Regions from separate parts of the Mus musculus genome. Here region 2 is linked to region 1. A link is a loop called in an ENCODE intact Hi-C map of the cell type or tissue named here. Cell type or tissue: left cerebral cortex. All regions are shown on one strand. Links, peaks and the distances in the headings refer to the core of each region. The heading gives the core; the rest is flanking DNA. Region 1 overlaps Ccser1 (coiled-coil serine rich 1). Region 2 holds the start of Ccser1 (coiled-coil serine rich 1).

What was found. A loop is a pair of places that touch in the nucleus more often than their neighbours do. Peaks named below come from ENCODE experiments on the same cell type or tissue, not always from the same donor. Only the 100,000 strongest peaks of a DNase experiment are listed, where the experiment ranks them.
Region 2: a loop joins it to region 1, with 2.1 times the contacts of the local background. A loop is called at or near these places in 4 of 42 quality-filtered maps.

What each region holds. Positions count from the first base shown.
Region 1 is chr6:61,283,641-61,286,549 of GRCm38, forward strand. The region is part of intron 1 of Ccser1 (coiled-coil serine rich 1); the gene reads left to right. Among named protein-coding and RNA genes, the nearest start is that of A730020E08Rik, 100 kb to the left of the region's middle. In left cerebral cortex, for the core only: no CTCF peak of the experiment used is centred there; no DNase peak of the experiment used is centred there.
Region 2 is chr6:61,178,668-61,181,576 of GRCm38, forward strand. Ccser1 (coiled-coil serine rich 1) reads left to right here and starts at 1,658. Exons shown (of 11, transcript NM_183310.2): 1 at 1,658-1,986. It overlaps A730020E08Rik (RIKEN cDNA A730020E08 gene), which reads right to left and starts at 2,143. Exons shown (of 3, transcript NR_040287.1): 1 at 2,040-2,143; 2 at 1,317-1,394. In left cerebral cortex, for the core only: a CTCF peak has its summit at 1,765; DNase peaks (open chromatin) are centred at 731, 1,712 and 2,421; H3K4me3 peaks cover 1,844 bases; H3K27ac peaks cover 1,132 bases.

The sequences.
Region 1 (2,909 bases), core at 307-2,806:
CAGCAGACCATACTTATTTTTCCATTCATTCACTGACAGACATTTCTGTTATTTCCAACTGAGCTCTTGTCAATAATGGAGCAATGAAACTCCATAAGACACTGTTTGTATGGATTTAGGTTGTTACTTCTCATGGGTATACAAATAGGGGCTAATTGATCTGTTTGATGGATTGTATGTTTGGCATTTTGCAGATCTATTAAAATGTTTTCGAACATGCTTGCACCACGCAATGACACTGATGAGGATTCCTGGGTCCCCGCCCCGGGGAACACTTATCACTCTTATCCTCTTTCATTGCAGCTATCCTAGTGAATTGAAAGTGTGCTTTCTCAGTGCGGTTTAGTTTTGTTTGCTTCGGAAGCAGTGTTCCACTGTATGTAAGTTTCTGCCTGGGACTGCTTACATACCCTAGACTTGCCTCTAACCTGTAGCATTTCTCCTGTCTCTGCCCCATGAGCGCTGGGAAAGTTGTTTGCCACCACAGTCACCCTCCCTTTGATCTTCAGTTCCCTATTCCTAACAGTGTATTAGAACTATTCACATAGCGCCTGTATTAGTCAGGGTTCTCTAGAGTCACAGAACTTATGGATAGTCTCTAGATAGTAAAGGAATTTATTGATGACTTACAGTCGGCAGCCCAATTCCCAACAATTGTTCAGTCGCAGCTGTGAATGGAAGTCCAAGGATCTAGCAGTTACTCAGTCTCACGTAGCAAGCAGGCGAAGGAGCAGGATCAAGAGCTAGACTCCCTTCTTCCAATGTCCTTATATTGTCTCCAGCAGAAGGTATAGCCCAGATTAAAGGTGTGTTCCTTAAACTCGGAGATTCAATCTTCTGGAATCCATAGCCACTATGGCTCAAGATCTTCAAACCAAGATCCAGATAAGGATCTCCAAGCCTCCAGATAAGGGTCACTGGTGAGCCTTCCAATTCCGGATTGTAGTTCATTCCAAATATTGTCAAGTTGACAACCAGGAATAGCCACTACAGCGCCTTTGGATAGACAGGTTCTTTCTTTGAATTTTACAAAAATGGGTTAATTTTCTTTTCAATATTGATTGGATCCAATTTCCCACATTGTGGGAAACAAGCTCATTATACTGTTGTACAGCATTTTTTTCTCACTGTAGGCTGCCTTTGTAGCCCAGATTTTAAGTTTGATGAGCCTCACTAATGATTTTTTAAAATTTTTGTTGCTTGTGCCTTTGGTGGTAGTAGATCTATGAAGCTTTGTTTCTGTTTAACCTGGTATTGTTGATATTTACTCTCATGTTTTTGTCAAGAGTCTTTTGCAGTTTTGGTATTCATTCCTAGTTTATGAACTATCTGAATTAGTTTCTGTGAATCCTGCAATAGTTAGTCCCAACATCATTGCTTTCCATGTGATTGCTCCATTATTTCAGAACTACTTGTGGAAAGAGTGTGCATTCTTTAATTGAAGTTCCTTGTCATCCTCACGCTGCAGAGAATCACCTAAGGAAAGGGTAAGGGTGTAATCTGGACCACCTTGTTCCTCTGACTTACACATTCATTCTGATGCCATCGCCACACAGGCTTGATGGCTCTTGAACTTGGGAAGAATGTGTTCTCCAGTTTTTGTTTTCTACTCTAGTTATATTGAATATAATATCAGCCTGTTGATTTCTACAAAACAAAGACAGATGGGATTTTGACACAGGAAATTTTCGGGATCAAGATTAATTTGGAGAACTTTGTCATTAAACAACATCGCCATCTAATCAGTGGCCATAGGACATATTCCATTTTAGCCTTTTATTTCTTTCAAAAGTGTTTTTTGTTTGTTTGTTTTGTTTTTATTTTTTATTGGTTATTTTATTTGTTTACATTTCAAATGTTATCCCCCTTCCTGAGTTCCCCTCCACAAGCTCCCGATCCCCTTCTCCCTTCCCCTGCCTCTATGAGAGTGCTACCCTACCCACCCGCCTCCTCCTGCCTCAGTGGCCTAGTGTTCCCCTATCCTGGGTCATCAAGCCTCCACAGGATCAAGGGGCTCCCCTCCCAGTGATGGCAGATAAGGCAGTCCTCTGTTATACATCAAGCTGGAGCCATGAGTGCCCCCATGTGTACTCTTTGGTTGGTGGTTTAGTCACTAGGAGCTCTTGGGGGGGGGGGGTCAGGTTGGTTGATATTATTGTTCTTCCTATGAGGTTGCAACCCCCTCCAACTCCTACAGTTTTTTCCCTAACTTCCCCATTGGAGTCACCACACTCAGTCCAATGTTTGGCTGTGTACATCCCCATCTGTCTTGGTTTGGTTCTGGCAGAGCCTCTTAGAGGACAGCTATATAGACTCCTGTCAGAAAGCACTTTTTTGGCAAAAGTGTTTTTAAGTTCTCAGAATACATGTGTTGGGGCTTGCTCATTAAAATGTCAAATACTTTTTTTTTTTCTACTAACAAAATTGTCCATACAGAGTTGCCTCTTGGTTTTATTTTAATGATATTTTCCACTGTTAAGAAATACAGCTAATGCTGGTGTGTATTTCAGCCTTGACAAAGTTATTAGTTTGATTAGTTACGTGTTTATGTGCATAACTTTCTGAACAGCAAGCTTGCCCCAAATAATCATTGCAAAATGAGACCACTGCTCAGCAGGTTAATGGAATTTGAGTGGGTGTGAAATACAAAGGGTTTTTCACACTGTTTAATATGTATTATTTGTTCTTTAGATGAAAAAAAATTCCTTTATTCTAGAGAGGGTAATTGTTGTTCCTTAGTAAGGAGTATCAAATGGCATGGAATGTGAAAACCTGATCAAAACATCCAAGGTGTGCCTTATCTACATACACTCTTTGAGAAACACAGGCTGAGCCTGAATGATGTTCTTTTAAAGAAACCATAGCTGCTGGATTTCAATATGAATGTATTTATCTGAATATCCCTGATG
Region 2 (2,909 bases), core at 244-2,743, 110 kb before region 1:
TGGCTGTGTCCTTTCTTTATGCGTCTTGATATGTCCGAACAACTCTTAACAGACTCATTGCAGGAGCCATGGGAGAGTTGGGTATGGCAACATTTACTGGAGAAAGGTAAATTAAAAGGCTTGAGGCTGGGAAGATGGCTCAGTGGCTGGTGCTGGTTGCGCAAGGGTGAGGACCTGTACTGACCCTATACTGACCTGGGGACCTCCAGGACACTCCCCCTCCCCATGGGTGTGATAACACACATAACCCTGGGCCTTTCACCACAGAGAATCCCTTGAAACTTCTATGTGCTCTAGCCTGAGTACCTAGAACTGAAGGCATCAGGTTTCAACAAGGTGGGCAGAGAGTACGCACAGAGAGGTATGAAATGCACATATTTTCAGCCACACATATGAACACAGACATCAAAGAAACACAAATCCTCACACGTGCATGTTGACGAATGCTAAATATGCACTTGCCATAACCCACACAAGAAGAAAAATGCAGCATCAACTTTGCAAACACCTCCCCTTCTGAGTGTCTTGCTTTGTTATATAATAATAAATAATAATAATAAAACATATAGCAGAGATACTCTCACAGAAGAACATATAACAATCATAATCATATTCATTCAAAAGGTATACTTCTTGTACATCCGACCTCCACAGCCACTTCGCAGGAGTCAGACAGATTAACCAGAAGATGCATACAAATATGCACACGTACTTGGAGCGTAGGCTGTTAGACTTTCGCACGCATGCTGGCTGCTTCCAAACAAAGTAGTACACCAGGCATGAAGAACTTAAACTTTGAGAAAGAAGCTTCTAAAATGTGCCAGTAAGAACTCTAATGTATGACCTTAGGAACATATTATGTACCTCGAAATGGTCCTATATTCTAGCAGAATGGGTTAAATGTTTCTGCGAGAGTTAAATGGTTTCCATGTGTTGTATTGTCTGCTAAAGGCATAAATAGAAGGAATGGGGATGAAGAAGAGGACGAATGGGAAATTGTTCAGGTCCCAGTACAACCTTAAAGGAAATGATGCAGTGCAAGGGGAGACAGGATCACAGGAAAATGAATTAGGTAAACAACTGCACCAAGCATCAGAAATATTTCCATCTCTGAAGAGATACATTTTCTTCAAGAGGTCACCAGTCTAATGGTGTCAAGCTGGTTCCGGACTCTGGGTTGCTACTGAGGACCGCAAGAGTAGGCAGAGGAGTCCACTCCCAGCCAATCCCAAGGTTTCCATTCTTACAATCACTGCCACAAACGGTTACTGGGAGGCGTGACCTGTTTAAAGGGAAGGAGGCCGGGTCCTTGTTACCTTGTTAGCTACAGAGTTGTCAAGACGATCGTGGGGCGGATGACACGGAAAGACCCAGACAGAATACTGCAATAACTCCTATCTCCAGGAAGGGAAAGACAATATCTCTGTCACAGAGAGCCCAGGCGCAGCGCTGTCCCATTCTTCAGCGTCCCACCGCGCGTGCCCCTTACTGCCCTGGCGACTCGCAGGGCGCGGGGATCTGGCGCTCGGCGGGCTCCGCTCCCTCCCCCGATTCGGCCGCGGGTGTGCGCGTGTCGCCGCGCCAGGCTGCGTGCGCGGAAGCCAGCGACGCGGTTGGCCGACGCCGCCCTCGGGCTGCCCCCGCCCGGCCCGACACTGTCACCCGCTCCGAGGCCGCGGCGCCGCCTCCTGCCGCCGGGAGCGCGGCCTGCCCGGGAGGCGCTCGCTGCAGCCGCCCCGCGGCCCCGCTGCGCACACCGCCGCCCACCCGCGGCCGCCGCGCGCCCCGCCCGCTCCCATCCTCGCTCAGAATGACTGACTGCGAAGCTCTGGCGGAGCAGCCGCGGTGGCGCAGGCGGGAGCGGCAGGAGGAGTGCTGAAGACAGCGGCCGAGCCGGAGTGGACGCCGCGTCGGGACCAGCCCGCAGCTCCAAGGTAGCGACGCGGTGCAGAGGACTCGCGTGGGGCCTGGACTGAGCGCGACCAGGTGACTCTCCCCGGCTCGGCCGTCGGCCCAGCGGGGGGTTGGGGGGGACTCGCCTGGCGGGCGTGGGCACTGCGCGGCGTGGCCCGCTCCTGCAATCCGGGGGTCTCGGTCGCAGAGTTGGCGCGAGCTCCGGTTGCGGAGCGGGGGCGGGGGCGGTGCGGTGGGGCAGGCGGGAGCTCCACGCCGACCGCCCCTGCCTCCGGAGCCCGCCACGTAGAGTGGACGGATTGCTTTGTGGCGCACCCCGGGATCGCGGGATGCGGGCGTGGGGTGCTCCTGCGTGTGTTCTCGCGCCGGGTCACCCGGCCGGAAAGTGAACCCCGCGCTGACAGCAGGTGGCTGTCAGGCCCCTCACCTTTGGGCTTGAATCTTAGGGACTCGCGCACACGGTGCCAGCGCCTAGGGAGCGTGCGCGAAGGGGCGACCGAGGGATTTGTGAATGGTGCTTCTGAGAGGAGGCTGTGCCTTGCTGATGCAAAGGGGCTAGTATCCCGAGTGAGAAGAAAGGCTATTTATGGCAGAGTTGTGGGGTTCCCTTCTGTGTACGCTGAGCCCCTCCTGCTTGGAACTGGAAGCAATTCTGCAATTCTGCTTTTTTTTTCCCCCCTTCTGGAACCTGCTCTGTAAAACGAAAGAAGGAAGTCTGAAGTAGACTCCGGTGTGTACAGGTAGAAGTGCTTCTTGGAGGTCATGAACCCCTGCTCTGCCATTTCTGAGAGTCCTAGCTGTCTGTTCCTGCTACCTCTTCAGGTCCCCACTAAGACCACAGGACAGAAAACCTGCTTGCTTTCAGCAGCTTTCACTGGTCAAACCATTGCAGTTGAGCACTTTTCTTCTGAAATGAAACACACACCCTCCATTCTTCCCTTCCCATGAGGGCTGTTCAAAGAATGTTCACCTATTTTACACGAAGAGATGTTATT